Linked DNA regions of Homo sapiens: region 1 is linked to region 2. A link is a loop called in an ENCODE intact Hi-C map of the cell type or tissue named here. Cell type or tissue: PC-9. All regions are shown on one strand.

Region 1 (8,000 bases), 200 kb after region 2:
CTTGAAGTTATGGCTCTTCCCATCAGTTTTATGATGTTGGACAACTGGTAGAGAACCTCTCTGGGCCTTAATTATTGTATTTCACCTGGATATATCAGACAGCCGACTTCCTCACTGAGTTACAAGGCTTGAATGAGATTGAAAACAGCTTCATAAACTGAGGCAATAAAACAAGGTTTTCATAAAATGCTACTTTAGAGTGTCAGAGGTCTGACTCTGAGCTGAGTTGAGCTGGGTGGGTTGGCTGAACCTCTCTACCTTGGTATGGTCTGTTTCTGAGTGGGGGTTTGGGCTCATCTGTCTTTAGGCTGCACCAAGGGCTGTGACTACACGCTAGCATTGATGATTGAAAACATTTTAATAATTTGCCATAAATATCCAAGACAATAGGTAGTTTTCTGATTCTAATAGATTATGTTCTGAGCATAGGCCATCTGTCACCTAATGAAATCTGAGGTCAATTATAGAGAATTTTTCCTCCATTTGATGGGACCCATAAAATTTAGGTCACTCTCAAGCACCAGCACCAACCTTAACAGAGAGCACATATCAAAAGATACAGATGTCTTTTGTTTGCCACATATCATATGAGAAAATATACTTGAAATTGTAGGATGATGTAAATGGGTATGTTCAGTATAGGTCTACATTTGATCCAGCAATCCCACTACGGGGTATCTACCCAGAGGAAAAAAAGTCATTATACGAAAAAGATACCTGCACACACATGTTTATAGCAGCACATTTCGTAATTGCAAAAATGTGGAACCAACCCAAATGCCCATCAATCAATGAGTGGATGAAGAAACTGTTTTTTATAGATAGATAGATAGATAGATAGATAGATAGATAGATAGATAGATAGATGATAGATGGATGATGGAATACTACTCAGCCATAAAAAGGAATTAATTAATGGCATTCGCAGAAACCTGGATGAGATTGGAGACTATTATTCTAAGTGAAGTAACTCAGGAATGGAAAATCAAATATTGTATGTTCTCACTCATAAGTGGGAGCTAAGTATGAGGATGCAAAGGCATAAGAATGACACAATGGACTTTGGGACTCAGGGGGAAAGGGTGGGAAGGGAGTGAGGAATAAAAGACTACAAACTGGGTGCAGTGTATACTGCTTGGGTGATGGGTGAACCGAAAATCTCACAAATTACCACTAAAGAACTTAACTTATGTAACCAAACACCACCTGTTCCCCAATAACCTGTGGAATTAGAAAATTTTTAAAAAATGTATTAAATCCACTCTTTGGAACTCAGATAACATCTCCAGAACACCCCAGTGCTTTGTTCCCAACATCCTTTCTAAGTCTGCACCAAACAGCACAGGCACTCTCTTCTCCTCACGTATCTTCCTTGATCATCACTGAAACTCATGTAGAAGGATGAACTGGAGAGCCGAGTGCTGAAAACCCCTCACAGCTGTCTTCTCTTCTCACAGCCTTTCATCAGAATGGCATCACACTATCTAATTTTCCCCATCTGGTAGGTGAGAAACGGTATCTCAGTATAGTCTTAATTTGCATTCATTTGTTTGAGTGAGGTTGAACACCTTTTCATATGTGTAAGGGCCATTTTTATATCGTGTTTGTGTGTGTGTGGTCTGTTCATGTTTTAAGCCCATTTTCATGTCATATTTTTGGACTTTTTCCTCTCCATTTTTAAGAGTTCTTTATATATTAGGGATATTAGCCCTTTCTGATGTATGTTGCAAATTTTTTCTTCAAATTTCTCCGTTGTATTTTTACTTTGTTTATGGTATTTTCCCACACAAAAGGTTTTTTATGCAACAAAATTTATCAAATTGTTTTTACTATATCGAGATTCTGAGTCATAATTAGAAATCCTTTCTCTATACCCATTTTTTAAATGAATTTGCCTCACCTTTTCTTCCAGTATTTGTTTCTATGCATTAATGAAATTATTGTCTAGATATAAAAACCCCAAATATTCTATAAAATAGATCCTAGAACCAACAGGTGAGGTTAGCAAGTCACAATATATATGGCTAATATTCAAAACACAATTGAATTTCAGTATTATAAAAATAAATGATTGGAAATTAAAAATTTTAAAATACTACCATAGTACCATTTACAATACATCAAAAAACAAAATACTTAAGAATAAATCTAACAAAAATATGCAAAGGATTGTATGCTGAAAACTGCAAAACACTGCTGAAAGAAAGCAAAGCCTTAAATAAATGGAGAGATATACTGTATTCATAGATTGGAGAACTCAGTAGTGGTAAAATGTCATTTTTCTTCAAATTGACCTATAGATTTAACACAATTCCAATCAGAAACATAATAGGCTTTCCTGTAGAAATAAGTTGATTCTAAAATTTATGTGGAAATGCAAAGAATGTAGAATACCCGAAATAATTTTGAAAAAAGCAACAAATTTGGAGGGTTCATACTAACTGATTTTAGTTTTTTTAATTTTTAAAATTTTTTGTAGAGATGAGGTCTCCCTATGTTGCCCAGGTGGATCTCAAACTCCTGGGCTCAAGTGATCCTTCTGCCTTGGCCTCCCAAAATGCTAGAATTACAGACATGAGCCACCACACTGGGCCCTAACTGATTTTAACACTTATGGTAAAGCTATAGTAATTGAGCTAATGTAGGCTTGGTGAAGTAAGATAGACAAGTAGAATGAAGAAACAAGACAGGAAATTTAAAAAATAGATCGATGCATAGAGGATCAATGAACTTTTGACAAAGGTGCAAAGGCAATTCAGTGGACAAAGGATAGTCTTTACAACAAATTATGCACATCTACATGTTAAAAAAAAAACCCACCTTGATCCATATCTTGTACCATATACAAAAATAAACTCTAATGGGATCATAGACCTAAATGTAAAATCTAATGGTATAAAGCTTCTAGAAGACAGCATAAAAGAAATATTCTTAAGTTTGGGTGAGGCAGAGGTGTCTTAAATATGACAACAAAAACACAATTCATAAAATTAAAAACTTGATAAGTTGGACTTTATTAAATTTAAAATCATTTCTCTTTAAGACATTAAGAGAATGAAAAGTAACATCAGAAGCAGAATATTTGCTCTCTCTAGATATCTCTGTATACTACATATATCAAATAAGAGCCTTATATCCAGATTATAAAAAGAACTATCAAAGTTCAATAATAAGGAAACAACAATTTATAAAACAGGCAAAGAATTTGAACAGACGCTTCATCATAGATGATATGTAGTTGGCAAATAAGCACATTAAAAGAGGTTCATAGTGATATGCAATTAACATCATTTTTAGGATATACAAAATAAAGCTACAGTAAAATACCACTATTGACCTATAAGAATGAATAAACAAAAAAAAAAGCAAAAGAATACAGTTGACAATAGCAAGTGCTGTCAAGGATGCAAAGCAACTGAAATTCTCATACATTGCTGGTGGGAATAAAAAATAGGGAATAGTTTGGGCATTTTTAAAGTTAAACCTGTATTTACTCCTGGAAAGCTTTCTTCTTCTATTACAGTTCTGTTTTTGTTTTTTTAGGGACAGGGTCTCACCCTGTCACCCAGTTCAACAGTTCAATTATAGTTTTAAATGATAGTTACATTGTTTGCTATTTCTTCTTCATGTACTCCAGTTATACCAGTGTTGCTTTGGACTGTCTTCCCTGTCAATCACTTTCTTCCTGACCCATTTCACTTCTTTATTTCATTTCATTTTCTTGCTTGTTTGCCTTTGTTCAGTGCCCATATTAAATTTCCATCTGAGTACATTCTCCTTTGGGTGCTATAGCGAGGTGATGATGACCACGCCCACCCCCACACCCCAAAAATGTCTACTCAGAACCTGGGAATATGATCTTATTTGGAAAAAGGGTCTTTGCAGGTGTAATTAAGTATCTCAAGATAAAATCATCCTAGGTTTTCTGGTTGAGCCCTAATTCCAATTCCAAGTATCCTTAGAATAGAAGGAGAGAAGACACATAGAAACGATGGTAATGTGGGAAGGAAGGTGGAGATTAGAGTGACGCATCTATAAACCAAAGAACAACAAGGATTGCTGGCAGCCCCCAGAAGCTATGAAGGAGAGATAGAGCAGACCCTTCCCTCAGAGCCTCGGGAAGAAACAAGCCCTGCCAGCCCCTTGATTTGAGACCTCTGGCCTCCAGAACTGTGGGAAAATAAATTCCTATTGTTTCAAGCTCTCAGTTTATAGTAATCTGTTAAGATAGCCCTAGGAAACCAATATAAGTACCCTCTTAAAATTTATGTTTCAATCCTAAGATTATTTTTCTTTTTCTTTTATTTTCTTTCTGAGTTCAATCAACACACTGTTCATTACTTCCCATTTTTTTCTAAATCCATTTATATTTTAATTTCTGATTAAAGATAGTTTTTCAGGCCAGGCGCAGTGGCTCATGCCTGTAATCCCAGCACTCTGGGAGGCCAAGACAGGTGGATCACTTGAGGTTAGGAGTTTGAGACCAGTCTGGACAACATGGTGAAACCCCGTCTCTACTAAAAATACAAAAATTCCCTGGGTGTGATGGCGCCCACCTGTAATCCCAGCTACTTGGGAGGCTAAGGCAGGAGAATCTCTTGAACCTGGGAGGTTCAAAAAATAAATATAGTTCTAAAATTTATGTTTGAACCTGGGAGGTTCAAATATATACATATATACACACATATATACATATATATACATATATACACATATATGTATATATATGTATAGCTTTTCACATGTCTATACTTGTTTGAGGTTATTTGAGTCTGGAGTGTAGCATTGCAGTTTTCCTCTGCTTCATGGTCATTTTTGTATTTACCTCCCTTGGAGTGGTGGAAAATTTTTATCACTTGAGGTGTGTTGAGTCTCTTTCTTTAAGAAGCTTTGCATAGATTTATTCCATTTTTTGTAATTCTTTTTGTGGATGTGGGCTAATTTACAAGATTCTTCATTTAATGGTGCCCTCTTCTGTCAATGTGGTGAAGTACAGCTTCTTTAATGATTGTGTTTTGGTACTTGGGGGAGGAATAGTGTGTCTTCCAGGAGATATCCAAGCCTGTTATGCACACCAAAAAATATAAAGCTCTATCTTAAAGGCTTTACCTTTCAAATCCAGTATAGTTGAAATTTATTGTCTCTGAAGGAAGAACCTCCAAGAGCACACAACACGGTGTCCTTGCATTACTGTCAGGTGATAACTTCACATTTCCTTATATGGCATGTTTCCTCTGAGCCATCCATTCCCACCTTCACCCTGCTGCCTCCTCCCATGTGCCCTCTCTCTCTAAAAACCACGTTCTGGTATGTCCCACAAAAGCAAGGAGATGTAAACTAAGAAAGAAGCAGTGTGAGGGAAAAAGGAACAAGATTCACAGAGGAGCAAAGGAAATTCCTAAGATGATGATGAAATGAAGTTCTAGGAGAACACTTGTTTAATGTAGGGTTAGAGATCACCAGTTCAGGAGAGACAGCGCCCCCAGAGACTCCCCTCCAAAATGAAGCTTATAGGCCAGGCGTGGTGGCTCATGCCTGTAATCCCAGCACTTTGGGAGGCCAAAGCGGGCGGATCGCTTGAGGTCAGGAGTTCAAGACCAGCCCGGCCAATGTGACAAAACCCTGTCTCTACTGAAAATACAAAAATTAGCCAGGTGTGGTGGCACACACCTGTAGTCCCAGCGACTTAGGAGGCGGAGGTGGGAGAATTGCTTGAGGTAGGGAGGCAGAGGTTACAGTGAGCCAAGACCATGCCACTGCACTCCAGCCTGTGCGACAGAGTGAGATTCTGTCTCGAAAGAAAGAGAGAGAGAGAGAGGAAGGAAGGAAGGAAGGAAGGAAGGAAGGAAGGAAGAAGAAAAGAGAAGAGAAAAGAGAAAGAGAAAGGAAGGAAGGATTAAAAAGAAGCTTATAGAATATTTAATATTTATAAATAATTGTACCAACAAAAGTTTGACAGCTGTGTCAGAATTTGGGGATAAACTGGTGATATTACAAAAGAATACTAAGCAAACAAAAAAATGTAATCATTAACTCCAGGGTAGGGGGGTGGTTAAAGAAAAGGAAAGAGGCCAGGTGCAATAGCTCACACCTGTAATCCTAGCACTTTGGGAGGCTGAGGCAGGTGGATCATCTGAGGTCAGGAGTTCGAAACCAGCCTGACCAACATGGAGAAACCCTGTCTCTACTAAAAATACAAAATTAGCTGGGCATGGTGGCACATGCCTGTAATCCCAGCTACTCGGGAGGCTGAGGCAGGAGAATCGCTTGAACCACAGAGGCGGAGGTTGTGTTGAGCTGAGATCACGTCATTGCACTCCAGCCTGGGCAACAAGAGGGAAACTCTCTCTCAAAAAAAAAAAAAAAATGCAGGGGGCGGGGAAAGAAAATGTAACCATGAAACCCATACATAACTCAGCTGTAAATAACATTTACATAGTCAAAACATATAATCTTTGAATATTGACTTAACCAAATATGATGCTATTATAACTACATTAGGAGTGGGGTATAGAAGAATTGTGTGTGGATGAGGTGTGAATTGTAAGATGGCTAAATCTTTATCATCTATTGTAGTAAATAATATTTAAAGTCAAAAAACAAAAACATGGCAGTATAATCATATCCTTTAGGAAAATGAAAGTGAATACTATAATAAATGGCGAAGATTTGAAAGTGGTTCCCTCTGGGAACAGGAATGTATAGGTGAATGGGAGAGAAGAAATGGAGAATGGGTGCTTTCATTGTGATACTCAGGTGATGGTCTGAGGATCATGCAGAAGAAGTATTAATGTAGCATTCTCCTGACTTCCATATCAAATACAGGCACTCCTTGACTTAAGGTGGGATTAAGTCTGAACAAACTGATATTTTCAACTTATAATTGGTTTATCCTGATGTAGCCCCATTGTAAATTGAGAAGCATACTGAATGCTTATAACTTTTGCACCATCCTAACGTCAAAACCTCTGAAGTTGAACCATAGTAAATCGGGGACCATCTGCGTCTCCACTCACGCACACTACAGCTCCTTTGTAGGCCAATTCCCCTACACCGTCTCTACATCTTATATTCTAAGACTCAAATCAGGTCCCGTATTCTCCTGAATGTCTTCCCTGTTTGCTTGAACAAAACTGGTCTCTGAGCACTCATATTCATAATCTATTATACTTCTTTGGGCAGCTCATCAAATTCTCTTTCATAGTATTAGGTAAGAGTGATTTGGAACTTGCAGCAAATGCTAAGCCCTCAGAGGAGGCAGGGAAGTCATAAATGCTTGTTCAATTAAAGCAAACACATCCTGAGAGAGGATGCGGTGTCTTCAGAGCCCTTACTGGTGACCAGCACCCAATACATAGAAGAGAGGAAGGGATGGGAAGGAAAGAGTGGGGAATGGGATGGGGAGCAGGGAAATTAGGTAATGATGGTCAGCACTCACCCCTCCAGAAGACATTTCTTAGAGGAGGACTTGAAACAAATATGCAGGAGAGATTAGTGAGAAAGGGTAGATAGTTAGGATGTTTGTGTTTTTGTTCTATATTTTTTCTCCAGCCTAGGAAGCGTGCTAAGGAAAGTGTCAAAGAATCTCAACAGCAAGTACTGTGGTGATCAAATCCTGTTCCTCACACCCTTTTATGTTCTAGCCACTATTGACAACCCCACTAAACGTTAACTGCGATGCCGTTGGTAATAATTGGAGTCAACGTCCACTGACTCTAGATTAATCTACCTCAAGTCTGACCTCCAGGAAGCCTTCTTTGACCACTCCATCTCACACAGGATTGCTTGATTCCCTAAACTCAGCACGTTTCTTCCTGTATCACTTTGGAGTAGGCATAAGAGTGCCCTGGCCAGATCCCCTGAGATCCCTCTTCCCAGTTCTGTGCCTCCATCCTCTAGCTTCTACATGATCTGCAGCAGCAGTCAACATCTGTGACCTTCAGAGATCTTCTCCCAGGCACTAGGGCTGCCTGCCCCAGCTGAGAGCAGGAGGTGCCTGG
Region 2 (8,000 bases):
CCCAAAAGAATGCAAGCTTTTGTCTCTTATCTACCTATGACCTAGAAACCCCCATTTTGAGTAGTCCCGCCTTTCTGGACAGAACCAATGTATATCTTACATGTCTCATGTCTCCCTAAAATGCATAAAACCAAGCTGTGCCCCAGCCACCACTGGGCACATGTCATTAGGACCTCCTGAGGCTGTGTCACAGATGTATCCTGAACCTTGGCAAAATAAACTTTCTACATTGATAGAGACCCATCTCAGATACTTTTGTATTCACATACTCAAAACAGATTTGTTGGATGAGTGAATAAATGAATGGATATAAAATTTTTAGAATAGTGCCTGGCACCAAAAGGGTGCTTAATAATTATTTGCTATCATCAATATTACTGCCCATTGTTCAGATCACATTTGCATTATAAAGATCTAGGAACTTGGTTGGCAAAGAACCCCTTGAAGGAAAAGACCATGGGCGAGGAGGAAAACGCAGGGAATGTTTGCGGATTAATGAAGCTCATCCAAGACTCATTTATTTCCGGTAGACTTTGCATGGGCTCTTTGATTTTTCCCCAATCGATATGTTATGCCAGCCTTGAATGGATCCCTTGGACCTAACCCTGGCAGAGCTCTGCTAAAATCACCGCTCTGGGTTTCTCAGGAGAACCACAGGCCCAATTTAGCTAGCAGGAAGTAAAAATTAACAACTTCGAAGAAACCTCAACCTATTTCTGCTGTTATCTCATTTCCAGAAATTTTCTGTCTTTAAGAATAAATAAAAGAAGTAAACTCTAGCCAAAGAGCTGGTAATGGTTAATGCTACTAAACAAAGAATAAGCAGGCTCTGCACAGTCTGTCAGGATATTCCAGTGATCAGTAGAAAATACAAATCATTTAAAAATTGTTTTTAATAGAAGGGCTTACAAGGGGACTGACTTAATAAACCCATGTGACTTCTGCTTTACAGGATGACTCTGGCTGTGGCTTTTAAAACAGAGTGTAGGGTAGAAGTAGGGAAACCAGCTAGGAGGCTACTGCAATCATCCTGGAGAGAAGTGATCACAGCTCAGATCACAGCAGTGACAGTAGAAGATGTGACAGGTGGGTGGGTACTAGATATGTCTTGAAAAAGGGAGTCAGTAGGACTTCCTGGCTGGCCGGATGTGTGATGTGTGGCATGAGAGAAAAAGAGAGGTCAGAAACACCAGCACAGCTTTGGAGCTGAGCATCTGGAAGGGCAGAGTTGCTCTCAGCTGGGTTAGAGGGAGCCCTCAGAGCACCTCACCCCACCCCTAGGACACTGCTGATGTTCAGAGAATGTGTGCGTGCGGTTGCCTTACATTTTTTTTGTACATGAATATTTCACGTCTTTTTTATTTTAGTTTATTTTATTTTATTTTTTTGACAGAATCTTGCTCTGTTGCCCAGGCTGGAGTGCAGTGGCACGATCTCAGCTAACCGCAACCTCCGCCTCCTGGGTTCAAGCGATTCTCCTGCCTCAGCCTCCTGAGTAGCTGGGATCACAGGTGTGCACCACCACACCCAGCTAATTTTTTTTTTTTTAATAGAGACAGGGTTTCACCATGTTGCCCAGGCTGGTCTCGAACTCCTGACCTCAGGTGATCCACCGCCTCAGCCTCCCAGAGTGCTAGGATTACAGGCGTGAGCCGCATGTCTTCTTTAATGCAGAACTGACATGTATTTTTCAATTTTCTCAGAAGCAAGAGAGAGGAATTCAAAATCCCTAATCATTAATTCCTCCCGTCCCTGCCTTTTTCACTCTGTCCAGAAAAATTAGTTTTCTGAATAATTTTCATGGAACAGAAATAGCTCAAGTCTGACATGTTCTTCAATAAAAATGCAGATATTAGTGACCTTCACACACACAGAGCCTCTCCCGAGTGAACATAGCCCCTCAACGTGCAAGTCTTGCCTGAATGCCTCGATGTCCATTTAAAGCCACCTGGTAAGAGGAGCAGGTATTTCTGTAACTGAGAGGAGTATTGGGAAGAGGCTAGAGACAACATTTTATATTTCTGAGCCCTTGGGATAAGAAAGAGCCCCATTTTCTTGCCTGAAGTCCTCTGAGCAGTTAGAACCACTGGGCCACTGCTGCTCATCTGTAGCCCATCCACTGATGGCTCCTTGCCCAGACACAGAGCCTGACCCAGCCAGTGGACCTGGAGAGGAAAAGGGGATAAGATGAGAAATGGGAGTTGAGGGCCTCCCAGCTCCCCATTACTAATATTAATTTACTTTCTATATGCAACTATGGCTATGGGAATTTAGGACCACATGAAGCAATAAGATCAAATGGAAATCTTGACCTGCTTGTTTGGGTGAATCAATTTTCCTGGAAGGCTCAGGGCACTGTGGGGAAAAAACGCATACGAGGTGAAAACATGGCTGTTGCTAGAGCCCAGGAGACCCTATGAGTTCAGTCAAGGCTGGGAGAGAGTCAGGGGCTCTACCCTGTGACCCCCAGGAGAGTTTGCACCCACCATGTCACAAGGGCACTGCTATATGCTCAGAAGGGAGCTGTGTTACGAATTTTCAAATGATTCACTGCTCTCTAGATCAAGGTTGTTGTTATCAAGCAAAAGCAGTAGGAAGAGTGTGTGAGTAGAGCACTCCGTAGTTAACAGAAGGTGTTCAGATACTTGCTGATTTGATTCTCAAACTACCCTGGACTGTCGGCTTCATCAAGACAGAGAATCATGTCTGTCCCATTCATTGCTATCAACTGTGCTAAGGACGGGGAGTGGCACGTAACAGGCGCTCCGTGCATATTTGTTAAATAAAAATAAAAGAACCCAATAAGATAAGAAATAGGAGTTATTATTCCTATTTTATAATTGAGGCCGAGAGTCCCACAGTTAATAAACGGCAGAGTCAAGACAAGACTGAGCATCTTAATCCCAAGGTCATTGCTAGCTATTTTGTCTTATGAAGCTTCTAGGTCACAAGCTTCAGGATGCAAAGAACTCCAAAGGTAGGAGCATATGGAGGAGCTGTACAGCGCAGAGAAAAGCAGGCAGAGTCCCTGGAGCTTCCCAGAACACAGAAAGATTTACAAAGAAAGCTCAGGACTGAGATGTGGACACCGACATGGCAAGAAGCTTCACTTCCTCCCTGCGTGGCCAGGACACATCCCCAGCGAGCAGGGACTCATTGGGGATATGTGTGGCTCTTTAGCCTCCCCTGCAGGAGAGTTTCAGAATGCACCCTCTCTAAGGGGCTGAAGTGCTCATAGGAAAGCCCAGATCTGATGGATGATCCACTATTGAGGTATTCCTAAACAGTGGGATGCATCACCCCCACTTCTCCAGAGGAAATAACCAAGAGTTTAGTCTTACTACAAATTAGAAAGCTGCTAATGTGCATAGCTCGTTATGAAGTACAACTATAAGACATTGGGTTCTTAAAGCTGAGAGGAACCCTAAATAGTCCATAGCCTGGGTTCCTAGATAAAAGGTCTGCGAAGCTGCTGAAATAATCTGCATATTATGAGTATTCTGGAGGGGATTGTCCATGACTTTCATCAGATCCTCAGAGGCGTCTCAGATTCAAACCCAGCCACAGGAGGGTCTAGAATTACCTCCTCAGCCCCTCAACTAAGCAGATTTGCTCAAAGCCGCAGGGATGGGAAGTCCGTCTTTCCCAAGGCAGCTGAGGTCATTTCCTGTGATCAATTCCTGCTCCCCACAGAGAGTGAGGAATGTACAGATGGTTCCACTAGAACCCGAACAAAACAACTCCCTCCATGTGTCCGGCATATGAGGTCCAAAAATGAGCTGTAGGGTGGGAGTACTGGGACAGCCTTCAAAATGCACCAGCCAGCACGGAAAGGGCTGCTTTTGAAATTTGTGCATTTAAAGACAACTAACGACTAGTTTCATTGCCTCCCCCAAAGTGAAGTTTTTAAGTGACAGATTCTGCTCCTCTGTCTCATAATATTCTTACATAAAGGTTAGGCATGGAGCTGATGGCACCCATCAGCCCCAAATTCGAGTAGACCACCCCCAGAATGAAGTCTAAGTCATGGAGACAAAGCCCCGCGCTTGTGCTGAATGAGATCCTCTAGTGCTCTCTGGTGGCTACGACTTGTTACTGCACCTTTCACAACACATTTGTACGAAGTTTGTATTTCTGATTTTTTTTAAGTATTCCAAAACTGAAATCAGTTTAAAGTCCTCTCTTTGCTTACATATGAGTTGGGGCTCAAGGATTGTATAATCAATATGTCATGTGACTTATCAATGGCAGAGCCAACACTGGGGCTTAGGCCTTTCCTCTTGTTCGGGAGCTGTTTCCCACTCTGAGATTTGAAGGTGGGTGCAAGTGAAACATGGTGGAGAGCAGGAACTGCCAGGCTCAGGGTGGGAGCAAGCAGGTGTGTTAAGGATATCTCCGGGGCACAGAGCAGATTTGAGAGTTGGGGGCGACCCAAGAGCTGCACAGGGGCCAAATCACCAAAGGTCCTTTATGCCAGGATATGGAGCTTAGCGTCTGTTTGTAAGGAGGAGAGCCCCATGAAGGATTTTAAGGAGGAGAGCAATGGGATGGGGTCAAGGCAGCAGTGGGGAGGATGAACTGGGAAGCATTAAAAAGTAGGCCCACAGGCCGGACACTGTGGCTCGTGCCTGTAATCCCAACACTTTGGGAAGCCAAGGACGGTGGATCACTTGAGGCCATGAGTTTGAGACCAGCCTCGGCAACATTATGAAACCCTGTCTCTACTAAAAATACAAAAATGGTGCATGTCTGTAATCCCACCTACCCAGCAGGCTGAGATACGAGAATCTTTTGAACCCGGGAGGCAGAAGTTGCAGTGAGCTGAGATCCCGGCACTGCACTCCAACCTGAACAACAGAGTGAGATCCTGTCCCACACACACACACACACACACACACACACACACACACAGAAAAAGTATGACCCACAGCCTGGGCTAAATAGCAAAGCCTCATCTCTACAAAATATTTAGAAATTAGCCAAGTGTGGTGGTGCACACCTGTAGTCTCAGGTACTTGGGAGGCTGAGTTGGGAGGATCTCTTGAGCTCAGAACATGAAAGCTGCACTGAATCGTGATCATACCACTGCACTCTTGCCTGGGTGACAGAGCAAGACCCTGTCAGGGTGGGTGTGGAGTGGGGGCGGGGAAGTGTGGTCCAGGGAAAGTGTCAGAATCTCCAGGAGAGACAGCTTATAATGCCTGTTCCTACCCACCTCCAGAGACTCCATACAGTCGGTCTGGACTAGAACTCCAGTCACACCTTTAGTAAGCAGAAAGCTCCTTGGGTGTTTCTGACACAAATGATTCCAGAGCCACACTTGAAGAGTCACTGGAGGAGAATGAGAGGAGGAGGCAGTCAAAGACAGAGGCAATTTGCAAGGGATGAAAGGGAAAGAGTGCCTTGAGATTTCAGCTGAAGGGGGGCAGTCCGGGGTGTAGGAAGGAGAAAGGAGAACAGACAATGTGTGAAAAACTAAAGGAAGATTGTCTTAAGAGGGAGACAATCCTTCACAAAAACATACTCAGCAGGAAAGTTAAAGTAGGTGTGAACAAAAAACGGGTTCATACCTACTCTGTGGATTGGATGTGGCCACTCGGAGGGTCCCTAATGGCTCCACCTGGCAGCAGTTTTATTGGAAAAACGAGGGCAGAATCAGACAATAGAGAAGAGGAGCTAATTGGAGAAGAGAAATAAAGAGAACTCAGGAAATATTCCTCTCTCCAGAAGCTTGACTGGGAAAGAAAACGAGAAAGAGGATGAAGGCTGAATGGGAAGGGAAATTTTGTGCCACAGAAAGATTTTGTTTTACAGATGGGAAAGATTTGAATATCAGTCTAAGCTGTGGAAGACGAGCAGGCTGAGAGTCACAAGCAGTGGATACAAGACAGAGCAGGCATCGCTGGAGAGGGGAGGTTCCTGAGGACCAAGGAGGAAGGCCCCTTCCCTCTTGAGGCAGGTGGCTAGAAGCAAGGGGAGAGTGTGAGGGAAAATAGATTTGCAGGTTGATTAAAGGCAAAGGCAATGAAAATAAATGTCCTGAATACAAAAGCTCATTTGGTAAAATTTGAGATACTATTAATCTGGGAGAATTGATGAGTTCATTAAACAACTGAAGATTCAAAAAGATATTTACAATCTAGAGTGAAGAGCTACAAACTGGCTTCTGTAGTGTAAGTGGAAATTCTGCAGTTGATTTTTAAATTAGCTTGTGCAAATACAGGAGGGTGACTTGATGTAATGGCAAATGATAACATAAAAAATTAATTGATGGTATCTCCATTTGACTAAAAAGGCTTAGGAGGCTTTGAAAAGCCAAGAATTTGAGGTTATCAATGTGGGTTCTCAGGGGTTTGCAGAATTCTAGCCTAACAACTATTATACCAATTCTTTCTAAAGATGCAAAGGCAAGGAATAGTGGGTGGTGTGATTGTTGAGGCAACTTAATCTATACTGTTCTTTATAATATTTTAATGTCCTTTATTTGCAAACCTTGCTATTTAAGCTATAATTGGAAACCAGTTCTCTGTGATCTATCTCAAAACTGACTATACCAAAGGATGTGGCTACAAATGAGGCTCATAAACCTCCCTGACAACCTGGGAATTTTTTTTTTTTAAATAGAGTCTCGCTTTGTCACCCAACCTGGAGTGCAGTGGTGCTATCTCAGCTCACTTCAACCTCCGTCTCCAAGGTTCAAGCGATTCTCTTGCCTCAACGTCCTGAGTAGCTGGGATTACAGGTGTGCGCCACCATGCCCGGCTAATGTTTGTATTTTTAGTAGAGATGGGGGTTTCACCATGTTGGCCAGGCTGGTCTCGAACTCCTGACCTCAAATGATTTGCCTGCCTCGCCCTCCCAAAGTTCTGGGATTACAGGCATGAGCCACCATGCCCGGCCTGGAAAAACTTTTTAAGAAGTGTCCCCACAGAAATTCCAATTGATTAAGTCTGGGCAGGGGATGAGGTCAATGAATCATTCTGATGATCAGTTAGATTTGAAACCACTGAACTGCGTAGGAAACTAGTCATTAACTGGTTTGGAGGTGACTGGTTCCCATCCTAAACACCTACAGAGAGATAGAACTTTTTTCCTTGTGCTTCGCAAGCATTCAGAACAATTAGATTGGGCCTGTAGTGGGTATGACAAACTTATGTGCTTGAATCTGTGGCTAATTATGATTTACTAGAGGCATTTGTTGGTATTGGATATAAAAATGTAGAAAGATCTGCTTAGACTTATAAAACTCATTTTCTTAAAACAATTCAGTTTTCAAAATAAATTCAATCAGTATGTATCTATTCTTTTTAATATTTTCAAGTGAATAGTCATTAATAAGCAATAGCTATGTGTAATGATGCTGTGGATGTTATGAAGAGAGATGAATAAAGTCATAAGAGGTGGTTTGGAACTAACTCGTCATACCCAGAGAACCTACATTTTAAAAAATGAACAAATAATTTATCATCTGTATTCTTTAGGTTTAATTTTATTAGTCGTCATATTTAAGTTATGATTGATATACCATGAAGTCCATGCTTCGTAAGTGTATTGTTTGATGGGTTTTAGTAAATCTGTCCCGCTGTGTAAGCACCATCACCGTTCTAGAACACTTCCATTTTCTGACAGCAAAGTCCCCTCCTGCCTGTATACAGTCCCACAGCCTCAGTGAATCTCTGATCTACTTTCTGTCTCTATTATTTTTGCCTTTTCTAGAAATTCCCTATAAATGGAATCATAAAACCTTTAGGGTTTTGTGATGGGCTTCTTTCACTCAGCATAATGTCTGTGAGGACGATCCTATTCTTCGTGTGTATAAGTGTAATCAGTCACTCCTTATTTTTCGCTGTTGCATTTCTGTCTGTGATCCATTTACTAATCAATTTTTTGTGTATCATGTGAAGTAAGACTCTAAGTTTATGTATTTATGTATGTATGTATTTATTTATTTTTGCATCTGGATAACCAGTTGTCCCACTACTATTTAAAAAGACCATCTT

The links. Peaks named below come from ENCODE experiments on the same cell type or tissue, not always from the same donor. Only the 100,000 strongest peaks of a DNase experiment are listed, where the experiment ranks them.
Region 1: it touches region 2 in a loop (7-fold over the local background); 9 of 110 quality-filtered maps call a loop at or near these places.

Annotation. Positions count from the first base shown.
Region 1 is chr3:187,110,371-187,118,370 of GRCh38, reverse strand. No RefSeq gene overlaps it. Among named protein-coding and RNA genes, the nearest start is that of RPL39L, 25 kb to the left of the region's middle. In PC-9, CTCF peaks have their summits at 4,790 and 4,989 (motif pointing left); no DNase peak of the experiment used is centred here.
Region 2 is chr3:187,315,075-187,323,074 of GRCh38, reverse strand. No RefSeq gene overlaps it. Among named protein-coding and RNA genes, the nearest start is that of MASP1, 27 kb to the right of the region's middle. In PC-9, CTCF peaks have their summits at 2,995, 3,197, 3,864 and 4,067 (motif pointing left); a DNase peak (open chromatin) is centred at 3,154; H3K4me3 peaks cover 492 bases; H3K27me3 peaks cover 3,442 bases.